Regions from separate parts of the Homo sapiens genome. Here all the other regions are linked to region 2. Evidence: read pairs that join two places in POLR2A ChIA-PET (ENCODE). Cell type or tissue: MCF 10A. All regions are shown on one strand. Links, peaks and the distances in the headings refer to the core of each region. The heading gives the core; the rest is flanking DNA.

Region 1 (5,000 bases), core at 1-5,000, 57 kb before region 2:
TACCCTAACAGACAAAGCTTTTTGAGGGCAGAGGATCTAATATATCAGTGCCTGGCACAGAATAGGCACTTAATGTTTGTGGTAAGAAAAAAAAATGCTAGTACTATGGCTATGTACTCCATTTCCACTACTACACACTAGGAAATCTATCATTTGCTTGTTTTTTTTTTTCTAGCAAATTTCAAGAGGTTTAAAATTAATACAAAATACTGAGAATACAAAAAAATTTTTTTTAATTTTATTCTATTTTATTTTATTTTTATTATTATTATACTGTAAGTTTTAGGGTACATGTGCACAATGTGCAGGTTAGTTACATATGTATACATGTGCCATGCTGGTGTGCTGCACCCACTAACTCGTCATCTAGCATTAGGTGTATCTCCCAATGCTATCCCTCCCGCCTCCCCCCACCCCACAAAGTCCCCAGAGTGTGATGTTCCCCTTCCTGTGCCCATGTGTTCTCACTGTTCAATTCCCACCTATGACTGAGAATATGCGGTGTGCGGTTTTTTGTTCTTGCGATAGTTTACTGAGAATGATGATTTCCAATTTCATCCATGTCCCTACAAAGGACATGAACTCATCATTTTTTATGGCTGCATAGTATTCCATGGTGTATATGTGCCACATTTTCTTAATCCAGTCTATCATTGTTGGACATCTGGGTTGGTTCCAAGTCTTTGCTATTGTGAATAGTGCCGCAATAAACATATGTGTGCATGTGTCTTTATAGCAGCATGATTTATAGTCCTTTGGGTATATACCCAGTAATGGGATGGCTGGGTCAAATGGTATTTCTAGTTCTAGATCCCTGAGGAATCGCCACACTGACTTCCACAATGGTTGAACTAGTTTACAGTCCCACCAACAGTGTAAAAGTGTTCCTATTTCTCCACATCCTCTCCAGCACCTGTTGTTTCCTGACTTTTTAATGATTGCCATTCTAACTGGTGTGAGATGGTATCTCATTGTGGTTTTGATTTGCATTTCTCTGATGGCCAGTGATGATGAGCACTTTTTCATGTGTTTTTTGGCTGCATAAATGTCTTCTTTTGAGAAGTGTCTGTTCATGTCCTTCGCCCACTTTTTGATGGAGAATACAAAAATTAGCTGGGTATGGTGGCACGTGCCTGTAGTCCCAGCCACTTGGGAGGCTGAGGCAGGAGAATCGCTTGAACCCAGGAGGCAGAGGTTGCAATGAGCTGAGATCGTGCCAACTGCACTCCAGTCTAGGAGACAGAGCTAGACTCTGTCTCAAAAAAAAAAAAATCTTTCCCAACATATTGCCTCTTACCTGGATGTGGCTGCTGGCTTCATTCTGTTTGCTAAATGCCAGTGTGCTGAGAACATAGAAGAGTTTTCGTATTTGCTGAGGGGATATGTTATCCAGATAATCTAAAATGCCCTGTGGAAAAAATGATGCCAACAATGAGGCTAGCAGCTAACATTTTTCCCTTAAAATTCAAAAAATTAAAATCCCTGTAAAAGAGACACACATAGATAGCCAGGTATCTAAAACTTTTTAGCTCCCTTAAAAGCTCAAAGCTCAAGTTCTAAAAGCTATGCTCAGAGCCCAAAGGTTTGATAGACTGGATATAAACTGGGAAAATTCTTACAACTTTCTAAATCTCTTATTATCAGAGACTAGGAACTAACTATCAGGAAACATAAAGTTTTCTTTATCCTCTTCACTCTGAACCACAATCCTGGGCTTTAATCATCTACTGCTTAGTCATTCTAATGCACCTCCCAGTTCTCGGTATTCTTTACCTCCACCTTTCCCTTTTTTTTCAGTGAAAACAATATTCTACCAAAAGTTATGTCTTTACCCTATTCCTTGCCATATCATCCCTTCCCAGCTTCTACTCAATGAATTATTTCTCCTTTCTCTACAGATCTGGAAGGAGTCACAAGGAAACTATTTACTTTGTGACCTTGGGAAATGCCTCAGCTTTTCTCATCTATAACATGGTGATAATAATAGCTATACTACCTTTCATGGTTTGTCTGAGGAAAAAGTAATAAAACAGCTTTGTAAACTTTTAATTAATTTTTAAAAATCTCCATTTCTTCCTCTCTATTGAATCCTTTCTCTCAGCCTACAAGCAATCTCAAACCTCCTCATCTAAAAAATATCTCCCTCACAACCAGCTTCTTTCTCAAGCTACTTTTTTTATTCTCTCCTCCTTGATGCTTCTCGACATTGACTCTATTCCCCAAGTCTTCAAGTTACTGCTCTCTGGCTTCCACCCTTATAATTCAATTAACACTGTTCTCTCAGAGGTTACCAGAGGTATCCTAATTGCCAAAGCCAATAGCCTCTGCCTCCATCTTCAACTTTTTCAGTGTCCAACACTGGGAGATAAATCCCTCACTCCTTTTTGTTTTTTTTTTTTTTTTTTTTTTTTTTTGAGACGGAGTCTCGCTCTGTCGCCCAGGCTGGAGTGCAGTGGCGGGATCTCGGCTCACTGCAAGCTCCGCCTCCTGGGTTCACGCCATTCTCCTGCCTCAGCCTCCCAAGTAGCTGGGACTACAGGCGCCCACCACTACGCCCGGCTAATTTTTTTGTATTTTTAGTAGAGACGGGGTTTCACCGTTTTAGCCGGGATGGTCTCGATCTCCTGACCTCGTGATCCGCCCACCTCGGCCTCCCAAAGTGCTGGGATTACAGGCGTGAGCCACCGCGCCCGGCCTCACTCTTTTTTTTTTGACAGTTTCGCTCTTCTCGCCTAGGCTGGAGTGTGATGGCATGATCTCAGCTCACTGCAACCTCCACCTCCTGGGTTCAAGTGATTCTCCTGCCTCAGCCTCCCGAGTAGCTGGGATTACAGGCATGCACCACAATGCCCAGGTAATTTTTGTATTTTTAGTAGAGGAGGGCTTTCTCCATGTTGGTCAGGCTGATTCGAACTCCCAACCTCAGGTGATCCGTCCGCCTCGGCCTCCCAAAGTGCTGGTATTACAAGCATGAGTCACTGTGCCCGGCCAATCCCTCACTCTTGAAACTCATTCCTGGGCTTTTGCTACCTGACATCCTTTAAGCTCACATTATTAATCTTCCAGGTTTCTCATTTTCCTTCTATGGACATTTGCTTTCATCTGCCACTTAAACTTTAACCTTCTCAAAATGTCTGTGCTCTTCTAAGCCTTTTTTTTTTTTTTTTTTTTTGAGACAGAGTCTTGCTCTGTCGCCCAGACTGGAGTGCAGTGGTGTTATCTTGGCTCACTGCAAGCTCCGCCTCCTGGGTTCACGCCATTCTCCTGCCTCAGCCTCTTGAGTAGCTGGGACTACAGGCGACCGCCACGATGCCCGGCTAATTTTTGTATTTTTAGTAGAGACGGGGTTTCACCGTGTTAGGCAGGATGGTCTTGATCTCCTGACCTCGTGATTTGCCCGCCTTGGCCTCCCAAAGTGCTGGGATTACAAGCATGAGCCACCGCACCCGGACCGCCACATATTCTTAACAGTCACCAAGTCATGTTAATTCTAACACCAAATTGTCTCTTAAGCCATAATTTCTTCTACATTCCCGTGACCAAAATCTGGCCCTTACTCTCACTCCCTTAGACCATTTCAGCAGTCTCCAATCCACCCATCATATAGCCTACTGAGTTATCTCTCAATGCTGAGTAGATTAGGTCAACTGTATGTAAAAACTAGTAATAGCTCCTTATTGTCTAAAAAATAAAGTTGAAACTCTTTAGCATGTTATTTGAGACTCTTTGCAACATGGGCCTGTCCTATGTCTTACCAGCCTTGCCTCCAATCATTCCTCTCCATATATATCCTATTCTCCAGTCATGCTTGTTTGCTTCTCATTCCTCAGTCACACCATTGACTTGGGCACCAGTTTGCTTCTGCTCAAACTCTTCTCTGCCTAGAACGCACTTCCCATACTTTCTCTTGTCAGTCATTCCCATCCTTCAGCAATCACTCACATTGCCTCTTTGAAGAATTCTCCAGCTTCCCAGGCTAAATTTAATTATTCTTACTCTGTTATATCTATAGTACTTTACCAGAGAATTCACCATGTTGTATTTATAGTGACTTGCTTATGTGTCTTAGTCTTTAACATGAAAGGTAAGGGCCTACTTTACATTCACAGCACCCAGAATAGAGATTAGCCTGTAGGTTAGGTATAAAGAAGTGTTTGCTGAATGAATTAACACATAGATAGAATAGTCACTTTTTATTTATATTACTTGCCCATCATCTCACCTCCTTCCCACCACCTCCCACCAATTATAGTATTCAATATCTAAAGTACAAGAAGCCAATAAGATACCTTTACAAAGACAGCATTCATCATCATAGCAGATGGGTTTAACACTACCAACTCTAGAAGGACATCTAAGGCAGTATCAACTTCAGCTTCATTCCCACTGCAGATATGGGTCACTAAGGCACCAACCACTTCCTATACAGGGGAGAGTCAACAGAACAGTGTAAAACAAAATATGGATGGCCATTCTAAAGGGATTCACCCCCAAGGCCTCTCCAATCTCTACTTTGTTAAAATCACAATCAACCCAAACCCATCACCTATTATCTAGTTTTCATTAATGTTGGCTTCAGGAGATTTAGGAATATGCCAGTGTAACTTGACCATCCCATCTTGACCTATTTCCCATATTTTATCAGTGAGCTCTACCTAAGCCCTCCTGATTTTGCTCCTTGGCGTAGTTTTCCTCTTTCTTTTTCCCATATGGGTTAAATTTTACCCTTTAGGTTGAGGTTGTACAAGATCAGTTGAAATTCCTCAAAAAGATGGCACTCAAGGAGCTAAAAGCTTTAAAGGTTTTCTCCATATAGTACAGGCTAGACTTGCATGTTTCCAAGCAAACATGGATTATGACAGTGTCTCTAAGACATTAAGAGGGTCCAGAAATGTCTTAGATGCCATTCTCCCTTTATACTGTCACTCCATAATAGTCATAACAGAATTACATTTTCAACTGCAACAGCTACCTCATGTCAGCTGCAACTATTGCTCTAC
Region 2 (7,459 bases), core at 1,667-6,666:
GCGGGGCACCATGGTGCGCACCTGTGGTCCCAGCTACTCAGAAGGCTGACATGAGAGGATCGCTTGAGCCTCGGAAGTGGAGGTTGCAGTGAGCCAGGATCATACCACTGCACTCCAACTTGTGTGACAGAGTGAGACCTCATCTCTGAAAAACAAAACAAACAAAAATGGGTAAAGGACTTGAATAGACATGTCTACAAAAATATAGAAATGGCCAAGAAGTATGTGAAAAGATGCTTAACATCATTAGTCATTAGGGAAATGCAAATCAAACCACAATGAGGTATCACTCCGTACTCATCAGGATAATTATAATTAAAAAATAGGGCCAGGAGAGGTGGCAGGTACCTGTAGACCCAGGTACTCAAGAGGCTGAGGAGGGAAGACTGCTTGAGCCCAGGAGTTTCAGGCTGCAGTGAACTATGATCACGCCACTGCACTGCAGCCTGGGTGACAGAGCAAGATCCTATACATAAAAAAAAAAATTAAATTATTAATTCATTAAAAGCAAAATTATTATTATTATTATTATTATTATTATTATTATTATTATTTGAGACAGAGTCTCGCTCTGTTGCCCCGGCTGGAGTGCAGTGGCGCAATCTCGGCTCACTGCAAGCTCTGCCTCCCGGGTTCATACCACTCTCCTGCCTCAGCCTCCCAAGTAGCTGGTACTACAGGCGCACACCACCACGCCTAGCTAATTTTTTGTATTTTTAGTAGAGACGGGGTTTCACCATGTTAGCCAGGATGGTCTCAATCTCCTGACCTCGTGATCTGCCCGCCTCGGCCTCCCAAAGTCCTGGGATTACAGGTGTGAGCCACTGCGCCCGGCCATAAAACATTTTTTAAGAAAGGAAAATAAATGTTAGCAAGAATATGGAGAAATTGGAGACCACGTGCATTGGTGGTAGGAATGTAAAATTATGCAGCTGCTATGGAAAGCGGTGGTGGTTCCTCAAAATGGTAAACATATGTTCATCACATGATCCAGCAATTCCACTCTTATATACCCTAAAGAACCGAAAACAGGGACTCAAACAAATATTTGTAAACCAATACTCATAGCAACATTATTCAAATGGCCAAAAGGTGGAAACAACTCAAGTGTCCATCAATGGATGAATGGATAAAAAAAATGTGGTATAAACAAAGAATGGGGGCCGGGCGCAGTGGCTCACGCCTGTAGTCCCAGCACTTTGGGAGGCCGAGGAGGGTGGATTACCTGAGGTCAGCCGTTTGAGACCAGCCTGGCCAACATGATGAAACCCCAACTCGACTAAAAATACAAAAATTAGCTGGGTGTGGTGGTGCACGCCTGTAATCACAGCTACTCAGGAGGCTGAGGCAAGAGAATTGCTTGAACCCAGGAGGCAGAGGTTGCGGTAAGCTGATATCGTGCCACTGCGCTCCAGCGTGGGGGCCAGAGTGAGACTCCGTCTCAACAAAACAAAACAAAACAACAAAAACAAAGAATGGAATTACTAAAGCTGTAGTAGGGAATGAAGTTCTGATGCATGCTACAACATACATGAACCTTGAAAATATGCTGGCTGGGCGTGGCGGCACACGCCTGTAATCCCAGGACTTTGGGAGGGCGAGGCGGGTAGATCACGAGGTCAGGAGATCGAGACCATCCTGGCTAACACGGTGAAACCCCGTCTCTACTAACAAAAAAAAAAAAAGAAAGAAGGAAAAGAAAATAATATGCTAAGTGAAATAAGCAAGACACAAGGATACATATTGTTATGATTCCATTTATATGAGGCATCTAGAATGAACAAATCCATAGATAGAATGTGATTAGTGATTATTAGGGGCTGGGGAGAGGAAGATGGCAAATTATTGCCTAATGGGTACAAAGTTTGTTTGGGATGATCAGAAGTTCTAGAAATGGATAGTGGTAATGGTTGTATAACATTATGAATATACTTAATGCTACTAAATGTACCCTTAAAAACAGTTTAAATGGTATATTTTACGTTATATCAAAATTAAAAATTAAATAATGAAGAAACTTTATATTACTGATTTAAGGCAATCTCCAAAATAAACTGCTAAATGCAAAAGGTATGATATAGAACAAGAGGGGAAAGGAAACTACAGGTAAACACAAATTTGTAAATTCTCAGAACATCTCAGAAGGTTATAAAGTGATTGTCCCTGTGGGAGACAAACCAGGTGCCTAGAGGACTGAGAAGAAGTGAGTTATTTTTCACTGGATACTCTTCTATATGTTTTGAATTTTGACACATGTATATTACCTAGTCCAAAATTTTTTTTAATTAAAAAAATGTGTTGACTGGGGATCCAAGAAAGGGCAGGGGGGAAGATAAAAAATATACTAGTTGTTCAAAGTCACAGTCCAGTATGAATTACTGCCATAAGGTAGCACTAAAGATACAAATGAGTTACAAGTTATGATTCCAATCTAATCTCTTCTTTTTGTTTTATTTTTATTTATGTGTCTATTTTTGAGATAGAGTCTCACTCTGTTGCCCAGGCTGGAGAGCAGTGGCACAATCATGGCTCACTGTAGCCTCAACTCCCTGGGTTCAATGGATCCTCCCACCTCCGCCTCCTGAGTAGCTAGGATTACAGGTGTGTGCCACCACACCTGGCTAATTTTTGTATGTTTTTGTAGAGATGGGGTTTCACCATGGTGCCCAGGCTGGTCTCAAACTCCAGGGCACATGTGATTCTCCTGCCTTGGCCTCCCAAAGTGCTGGGATTACAGCCTGGCTTTTTCAGTGAATGGCATCCACAAACAAAAGCAAGCCCACGTGAAGTTCACATTAGATGGAGATGTTTCTTAGAAAACAAGGCAATTCTGTGTCCCCACTGCACTCAGAACCTGAACAGTTTCATGGTTAGCTGACCACAGACCCATCTCTACCCTAATAGACAGAGCTTTTTGAGGGCAGAGGATCTAATGTATCAGTGCCTGGCACAGAATAGGCACTTAATGTTTGTGGTAAGAATAAAAAAATGCTCGAACTATGGCTATGTACTCCATTTCCACTATTTTACACAGCAAATCTATCATTTGCTTTTTTTTTTTCCAGCAAATTTCAAGTAAAGAGGTTTAAAAACACAAAATACTAAAAATACAAAAATCAGCCGATTGTGGTGACACGTGCCTGTAGTCCCAGGTACTTGGAAGGGTGAGGCAGGAGAATCGCTAGAACCCGGGAGGCAGAGGTTGCACTGAACTGAGACAGCGCCAACTGCACTCCAGTCTAGGTGACAGAGCTAGACTCCGTCTCAAAAAACAGAATCTTTCCCAACATATTGCTTCTTACCTGGATGTGGCTGCTGGCTTCATTCTGTTTGCCACTGGATGGCCATTCTAAGGGGATTCACCACCGAGGCCTCTCCAATCTCTACTTCGTTAAAATCACAATCAACCCAGTCCCATCATCTATTATCTAGTAATGCTGGCTTCAGGAGATTTAGGAATATGCCAGTGTAACTTGACCATCCCGTCTTGACCTATTTCCCATATTTTATCAGTGAGCTCTACCTAAGCCCTCCTGATTTTGCTCCTGGGCGTAGTTTTCCTCTTTCTTTTTCCCATATGGGTTAAATTTTACCCTTTAGGTTGAGGTTGTACAAGATCAGTTGAAATTCCTCAAAAAGATGCCACTCAAGGAGCTAAAAGCTTTAAAGGTTTTCTCCATATAGTACAGGCTAGATTTGCATGTTTCCAAGCAAACATGGATCATGACAGTGTCTCTAAGACATTAAGAGGGTCCAGAAATGTCTTAGATGCCATTCTCCCTTTATACCGTCACTCCATAAGTCATAACAGAATTCTCAATTACAACAGCTACCTCATGTCAGCTGCAACTACTGCTCTATTTTAAATGTTTACAATTTTTTTTACAAATCTTCATTTTAAAAGTTCCATTCAGATGCGTTTTAACATTGCTAATAGGAAGAATATATGTACAAATACAAAATAAGACACTGTGCTTTACTTGCTTTCATAAACATTTTCCACAAATACAGTCCTCTCTCTCTGGATATATGCTATTAAAATGTGTCTCGGCCAGGCACGGTGGCTCATGCCTGTAATTGCAGCACTTTGGGAGGGCGAGGCAGGTGAATCACCTGAGCTCAGGAGTTCGAGACCAGGATGGCCAACATGGTGAAACCCTGTCTCTACTAAAAACACAAAAAATTAGCTGGGCATAGTGGCACGCGCCTGTAATCCCAGCCACTCAGGAGGCTGAGACAGGAAAACTGCTTGAATCCGGGAGGCGAAGGTTGCAGTGAGCCGAGATTGCGCCACTGTACTCCAGCCTGGGCAACAAGAACGAAACTCTGTCTTGAAAAAAAAAAAGTGTCTCATGTTTTGAAATAGACCAAATCTGTATCTTAATTTCAGACAAGAGAATTTTAGAGTTCAGAACACAGAGTTAGATCCACCAGTCAAATCTCTTCATTTCATCAAGGCTGGGAGTAAAATTGAGCTTTCCTGAGACCCAGTTCAGAGCTACTTTCCCTTCAGTAAGTTCCAACCAACAAAAAATAAGCATTAGATGATTCTTCCTTCCTCTGTTCCCTCCTTGCCAAAATAAGTATTTCAACATACCTGCTGGCAGTATGTGTCAAAAAACATAAACACATTATTTGTATAGGAGACTGCCAAATGAAATTCTACTCTAGTCTAGAGAGTGAAGCAAACTCTGAGCCAGCGACATAATGGATGAACACATATCCTTAAGAACCTTGAGTGGGGAAGAGTAGAGAGAGAAAAGAAGCTGTAGGAAACAGTACACAACCTAAGAGTTGCTTATCCTTTTGGAATGTCAGATCAGACTTCTCTTCCCCAACTCTCATTTTAACTTAAGAAATCTTAATCTTTGTTTTACACAGAATAATCCTTCACCATTCTGAGTTTTCTCTCAGGATCAATGGGAGTCCACATTTGGATATTAATTGACTGTTAAGCTCAAAGAAGTTAAGTTATAAGCCTAATAGTACATTCCTATCTGCTCGATTTGGGATTGGAGGCCAGATCTTCTAAATCCCGGTTTCCTCATGCAATCACACGACCCCCCAGGGATGTTCCACCTTGGTTATAATTTGAAGTTGGTCTATAAGGTTCAATGCTAACTAAACTGACTTTTTTAAAAGAAGTGATCATGCTCTATCAATAATGCAATATATAGACATTAATGGACCCAGAGTAAATAACCAGTTAATAAACATAGCTTCCTTATTGATACCATAATTTTAAAAAATCTTACATTTAGTAGTAAGCTGGGTATAATGCTTTATTGGGGAAAATGCAATGAAAAATTACATATGGTTTCCGTGTCTAGAAAATTACAGCCCAAAACACATATAACTGGCAGAAATAAACACAGAAAAGAACTGCTAGATGAAATAAGACAAACATTAAATCTATTCCTAAATATAAAATGTAAGATCCAATGAGGTATTCTCATTAGCTCCTAACCCAAACCCCAAACTACTGGCCCATCCAGTTTTCTAAGTTCTATACTGTTAATATACTGAACGTTCAGCCAGCAAAACATTATTCCCAGTTTATAAATTCCAGTTTGAATAATTTACATTTCCAGAGGAATTATCACCTAAAATCCAGTTTTGAATGGCCAAAGAGTGATAGTTCAAATAGGTCCATATTTACGTTTCTACTAGTTTCTACAGCCTGGTCCTATTCCCCTCAAGGTTTTTATAAGCTACTTAGAATAGGATACGAAAGGCTAGTTTGTCATAATTGCAAACTGCATTGAGATAGACAATTAAAATGTTAATGCAAAAATAAAATTCAAAAATTTCAATGGGTTTGAACAATGGACTGAAATAAGATGAAATTTTACATGAGAGCTGTAAAGCTTTCTGTTTTAGATTAAAAATCAATAGTCTCTGACACTTACTAAGTAATGAACAGAGAATGTACTCTGGAGCAGCTGTTCTTGAATGCAGCCTGATCGAATCTTATTTCTTAGCACCCTTTCAATGTACTTCTTTGTCTGAGTATTGGTGCTATAGATGATGAAAAGCATCACCAGGTCAATAAATATGCAATAATAGAAAAACAGTTAACCAATCAGTACATTTGCTACAATGAAACAGCAGCTTTTCCTCTAATTAAAACACACAATGGATGATGCTCATTTGTTCCACACACTCCCCTGGTAGTATCTACACTTTTCACAAAACCCAGAAATATTTTTTAAAGAAATAAAGTGCCACAACTATTAACCACTGGTATCTCTTAGGAATACATTCCAATATACATTAAAGTGATACTACTACAGAAGTAACTTTGAACATCTTCACATTTATTAAAAGATTCAATCACTTGCCAACTCCAGTATGTATTTTCACTATTACTAGAAAAATTACTTTGTGAAAAGTTGGAAAGACTATAAATGCCCATCAATCTGGAAAGGGTTCAGTAAATTATGATGGAGTAATTTTAATTTTTGAAATATTATAGTCATCAAAAAGGATAAGCCAGGCTGGGCGTGGGGGCTCACACCTGTAATCCCAGTACTTTGGGAGGCTGAGGTACACATATCACCTGAGGTTAGGAGTTCGAGACCAGCCTGGCCAACACGGTGAAACCCCATTTCTACTAAAAAATACAAAAAAAAATTGGCCAGTCGTGGTGGCAACTGCCTGCAATCCCAGCTACTCAGGAGGCTGAGGCAGGTCAACGACTCGAACCCGGGAGGTGCAGGTTGCAATGAGCCGAGATTGTGCCACTGCACTCCAGCCTGGGTGACACAGCGAGACTCTGTCTAAAAAAGACTTTTTAATTACAAAATTTAAAAAAAAAAGAAAAAGGTAGATCAGGGGTCCCCAACTCCTGGATCACGGAGTCTGTGGTCTGCTAGGAACCAAGCTGCACAGCAGGAGGTGAGGGGTGGTCAAGTGGTCATTACCACTGAGATCCGCCTCCTGTCAGATTAGCGGCTGCATTAGATTCTCACGGGAGCGCAAACCCCATTGTGAACTGCACATGCGCAGGATCTAGGCTGCACATTCCTTATGAGAATCTAAGTAGTGCCTGATGATCTAAAGTTGAACAGTTTCATCCTGAAATCATGCCCCGAAACGGTCTGTGGAAAAACTGTCTTCCATGAAACCAGTCCCTGGTGCCAAAAAGGTTAGGGACTGCTGAGCCATACTCTATTTTTTGACAGAGGAAAGACATTCCTGATATGAAGTGGAAAAAACAGCAGCCTGCAAAAGGATAATCAGGCTGGGCATGAAGGCTCATGCCTATAATCCCACTGCTTTGGGAGGCTGAGGAGGGAGGATCATTGAGCCCAGGAGGTGGAGGCAACAGTGAGCTACGATTGTGCCACTGCACTCCAGCCTGGCGACAGAGTGAGACCCTGTCTCTTTAAACACCACCACCACCACCCATAATCATAGTTAAGATTCTGCTTTTGTAAAAACAATATATAAACATATA
Region 3 (5,000 bases), core at 1-5,000, 100 kb before region 2:
TGATCTCAGCTCACTGCAACCTCTGCCTCCCGGGTTCAAGCGATTCCCCTGCCTCAGCCTCCCAAGTAGCTGGGATTACAGGCATGTGCCACCACGCCCGGCTAATTTTTGTATTTTGGTAGAGACGGGGTTTCTCCACATTGGCAAGGCTGGTCTCAAACTCCTGGCCTCAGGTGATCTGCCTGCCTCAGCCTCCCAAAGTGCTAGGATTACAGGCGTGAGCCATTGCGCCCGGCCCAATTTGCATAATTTTAAATAAGCTATGGTCCTCCAGCTCTACTGCATGTATATGACATAGGAACAAAGAGGGCATTCGATATAGAATGAAATATTTATTACAAGTGGTGGTATGGCAGTGCACGGTGGCTCACGCCAAAGTAATCCCAACACTTTGGAAGGCTGAGGTGGGTAGATCATCTGAGGTTAGGAGTTCGAGACCAGCCCGGCCAACATGGTGAAACCCTGTCTCTACTAAATATACAAAAACTAGCCGGGCATGGTTGCAGGCACCTGTAATCCTAGCTACTTGGAAGGCTGAGGCAGGAGAATTGCTTGAACTCGGGAGACAGACTGCAGTGAGCTGAGACTGCACCACTGCATGCTAGCCTGGGCGACAGAGGGAGACTCCGTCTCAAAAAAAGAAGTGCTGTGCTGGTGTATCTCAACAGGAATCCAGTACAAAATTCTGTTCTGTCTGGCTTACGATACTAGTATGAGAGATCTGCTTAGGGGAAAGTACCAAACTAATAGGATATTGTCTGCCTCAAATTCTGAGAAAAAAGTAGAAGGGGTATATTATACAAATAAAACTGGGGACCATGTAAATAAAATAACTTTTTTATTTTGAGACAGGGTCTCGCTCTGTCATCCAGGCTGGAGTGTGATGATGGCTCACTGCAGCCTCCACCTCCTGGGCTTGAGCAACCCTCCCACCTCAGCCTCCTGTGTAGCAGGGACCACAGGCATGCGTCACCATGCCTGGCTAGCTCAAAAAAATTTTTTCTGTAGAGATGGGGTCTCGGGTTGGTCTTGAAATTCTGGGCTTAAGCGGTCCTCCCACCTCAGCCTCACAAAGTGCTACGATTACAGGTGTGAGCCACCCCATCAGGCCAGACTTTTCATACTAAATGATCTTTCTGGATCAGACTCAAATTGCATTACAGACAGAGGCCCCACAGCAGGGGTTCTTAAATCTGAGCTTTTTGGTGTCTATAACCTACCTGAATTGTGACAAAATTTTATAAATGTACACTTTTTTGTTGTTGTTGAGACGGAGTCTCACTCTGTTGCCCAGGCTGGAGTGCAGTAGCATGATCTCGGCTCACCACAACCTCCACCTCCCAGGTTCAAGTGATTCTCCTGCCTCAGCCTCCCAAGTAGCTGAGATAACAGGCACGTGCCACCACACCCAGCTAATTTTTGTATTTTCAGTAGAGATGGGGTTTCACTATGTTGGCCAGGCTGGTCTTGAACTCCTGACCTTGTGATCTGCCCACATCGGCCTCCCAAAGTGCTGGGATTACAGGTGTGAGCCACCGCACCCAGGTTTATTTTTCATTTTTTTTGTGGAGATAGGGTCTTGTTATGTTGTGCAGCTTTGCCTTGAGCTCCCGGACTCAAGCAATCCTCCTACCTTGGCCTCAAAAAGTGCTAGGATTACAAGCATGAGCCACTGCGCCAGCCATGTCTACATTTTTATTTAGCTTTCTTTAAATTGTCGAAAGCATCTGTACCACAAAAAAGCGTAAGAACTTCTATTTTTATTTCAGTTCTCTAAGGTGGCAGCTTCTGACTCTGTGCTTTGGCTTTCACCAAATGCTTTCACATTTCTATTTTTGTATGTTTCAAATGTGTTTAAATGGTTTAACTCATTCTTCTCAACACTCAGAAAATACTTCGATGACTTCTCCCTTCTAAAATGGTTTCAGATATGAATTCATGGAAAATGAGAGGCTATAATGCAGAAAATTGTCAACTCTATAACAAATGCCACAACTCGAGATACTCAGGAGTGATTCTAAGATTGTGTCGTTGTTTCTTCTGGGTCCCAAAAATTATATAAGCACAGAAGCTGTTATGGAGGGAATGGAAATGGGCATAGAAGCATTTGACAATAAACATAAGTAGGCAAAGTTCTGCTCCACCAACTTAGAACAATTAACAAAATGCAACCATCAGTGCCAGACTCTGGTGGGTTTTGTAGAGATACCTCAGTGGCTTTGCTCTTGGAGGCCTGGGATGACATGTCATCCTCACTCTCATCTGCTGTGCTCTCCTGGGAATTTTGGGACTTAATCTCTTCACCCTAAATGTGAATGGACCAAGAAAATGGTGGGTTATAATGATCACATTTAGGGTAATAGGGGAGAAGGTTGAGTTTACAGGCAATACAAAGGAAGATATTTTAGCCATTCAAAACACAGCAAACATGGATACCAACTTGTGATTCAGCATCTAGAGGAGGGATACTCAACTCCAGGTTTCTGAGATGTCTGTGGCCCTGATACAATAAGTAATGTAACGAAAGGTTCATCTTAGTATGCTAGTATCACACTACATTTTAAAAGGCTAGACTGTATTGGTGACTCTAAGTCGATGCTGAACATGGTTCTAAAATTTCCCAAATACCTTAAGGTATCTAAGCACTATCACACCAAGCACGAATGGCCATGCGGAGGCTAAAGGACAGTATGGTGAGGTGGTTTCAGAACATCAGCTCTGGATTTGGGACTGTTTGGACTCAAACTCCGGCTCCACCCACTCACTGTTGAATGACATTAGGTAAATTACTTAACTTCTCTGAGCTTCAATTTTTATGCAGAAACAATAGTATCTGCCTCATAAGGTTGATGTGAAGAAAGGAAGCTAATTCTCTGTGGTGCTGTTTTATATATTTCATATATAATTGACTACAAGACTCAGATATTGTAAGCATGAAAGAAAAGGGCTTATACTACCCTATCTGAAAAATGTTGTAACTCCAAAGTAGTATTATAAACAACACAAGATTTCAGCTAATCAGACAACTAAAAAAAACCTTATAAATGCTCATTAGTTAAAATTAGAGATTGTTGCGGGAAGTCAGGGACCCCAAACGGAGGGACCGGCTGAAGCCTTGACAGAAGAACGTGGATTGTGAAGATTTTATGGACATTTATTAGTTCCCCAAATTAATACTTTTGTAATTTCTTATGCCTGTCTTTACTGTAATCTCTAAACATAAATTGTAAAGATTTCATGGACACTTACCACTTCCCCAGTCAATACCCTTGTGATTTCCTATGCCTGTCTTTACTTTAATGTCTTAATCCTGTCAGCCGAGAAGGAGGTATATAGTCTCAGGACCCTGTAATAATTGCGTTAACTACACAAATTGTACAGCATGTGTGTTTGAGCAATATGAAATGTGGGCACCCTGAAAAAACAACAGGGTAACAGCAATTGTTCAGGGTATAGGAGAGATAACCTTAAACTCTGACCGCCGGTGAGCCGGGCGGAACAGAACCATGTTTCTCTTCCTTCAAAAGCAAATGGGAGAAATATCACTGAATTCTTTTTCTCAGCATGGAACGTCCCTGAGAAAGAGAATGCACACCTAGGGGTAGGTCTCTGAACTGGGCCCCCCCGGGTGTACCTGTCTCTTATGGTCGAGACTGCAGAGGTGAAATAAACTCCAGTCTCCTATAGCGCTCCCAGGCTTATTAGGAAGAGGAAATTCCCGCCTAATAAATTTTGGTCAGACCTGTTGATCTCAAAACCCTGTCTCCTGATAAGATGTTATCAATGACAGTGGTGCCCAAAACTTCATTAGCAATTTCAATTTCGCCTCGGTCCTGCGGTCATGTGATCTCACCCTGCCTCCACTTGCCTTGTGATATTCTATTACCCTGTTAAGTACTTGATGTCTGTCACCCACACCTATTCGCACACTCCCTCCCCTTTTGAAAATCCCTAATAAAAACTTGCTGTTTTTTGTGGCTTGTGGGGCATCACGGATCCTATCAACGTGTGATGTCTCCCCCGGACGCCCAGCTTTAAAATTTCTCTCTTTTGTACTCTGTCCCTTTATTTCTCAAGCCAGCTGACACTTAGGAAAATAGAAAAGAACCTACGTGATTATCGGGGCAGGTCCCCCAATAAGAGATTAATTTGTAATTTCTGGAATAAGACAGATTGGCTTAGGGGAAAAAAAATAACAAAAGAAATGTTTGTCCCTATACAAAAATGTTATTATGAATCTACCCTCAGTGGGGCTTAAAGGAGCTCCTCTAGCTGTGGAGAGAGGTTTGTACTGGTCTGACTCCTTTATGTCTGAGGCATTGTTTATATCAATGGCATGTTTTGGTGCCTTGCTGCCTAAGATGAGGGGTGCAGCCTGTGACCAGGGCCCATGAGTAATGTACCATAACTTTAAGAGTTAAACAGTCACAGACTTAAGAGAAAAGTAGCCTTACTGAGAGACGAGGGCTTAGGTGACCTTCCTTACATGCCATCTGATGCTGTCACAAAGAATAAGAGTAGGGGATTATCACTAGCAGGATCCAAGGCTTACCTGCAAGTCCCGGTTTTTTAGATTGCCCAGCCAGAAAGCCTCTCTACAATTGTTGAGAGTGAGCATAGCTTTGACTCTGCAAACTAAAAGTTCCAGGGTCTTTTTGAGCAGAGGCACATGTTGGGTGAGTCTCGTGTCCTGGTGAATCTGAATGGAAATAAATAACATCCATCTTTTGTGAGTTTATCATCATGCCTTCACATTTCTTATAGAAACCTTTGAATGTTGAATAAGAACACAAGCCCTGCCAGTATGGGCCAACGGTATGTTCCATCAAACAGGAATAGTTTGGCAGAGTAATCCAAAGAGAATGGCAGCTAAAGAATTCAAAGCCTAGAAGACATACCACCAACACCTCTAGTTCCTCTTCATAACCTCTTACTGGCCGATCTTCAATGAATTTACCTAAAATATTCTTGAATATATATTTTACTGATATTAAACAATA

Evidence for each region. ChIA-PET counts read pairs that join two places held together with the same protein. Peaks named below come from ENCODE experiments on the same cell type or tissue, not always from the same donor. Only the 100,000 strongest peaks of a DNase experiment are listed, where the experiment ranks them.
Region 1: POLR2A ChIA-PET joins it to region 2 with 5 read pairs; 5 of 35 experiments call an interaction of 5 or more read pairs at or near these places.
Region 3: POLR2A ChIA-PET joins it to region 2 with 5 read pairs; 5 of 35 experiments call an interaction of 5 or more read pairs at or near these places.

Annotation. Positions count from the first base shown.
Region 1 is chr3:10,048,795-10,053,794 of GRCh38, reverse strand. FANCD2 (FA complementation group D2) reads right to left here. Exons shown (of 44, transcript NM_001018115.3): 17 at 4,290-4,421; 18 at 1,298-1,408. Among named protein-coding and RNA genes, the nearest start is that of FANCD2, 25 kb to the right of the region's middle. In MCF 10A, for the core only: no CTCF peak of the experiment used is centred there; no DNase peak of the experiment used is centred there.
Region 2 is chr3:9,991,462-9,998,920 of GRCh38, reverse strand. All of the region lies in intron 2 of EMC3-AS1 (EMC3 antisense RNA 1), which reads right to left. It also overlaps a transcript of EMC3 not described here and the pseudogene FANCD2P1. Among named protein-coding and RNA genes, the nearest start is that of EMC3-AS1, 8.3 kb to the right of the region's middle. In MCF 10A, for the core only: no CTCF peak of the experiment used is centred there; DNase peaks (open chromatin) are centred at 4,240 and 4,600.
Region 3 is chr3:10,096,025-10,101,024 of GRCh38, reverse strand. It overlaps FANCD2 (FA complementation group D2), which reads right to left. Exons shown (of 44, transcript NM_001018115.3): 42 at 4,553-4,699; 43 at 2,210-2,305. It also overlaps a transcript of FANCD2OS not described here. Among named protein-coding and RNA genes, the nearest start is that of FANCD2OS, 9.7 kb to the left of the region's middle. RefSeq lists an enhancer at 3,607-4,154. In MCF 10A, for the core only: no CTCF peak of the experiment used is centred there; no DNase peak of the experiment used is centred there.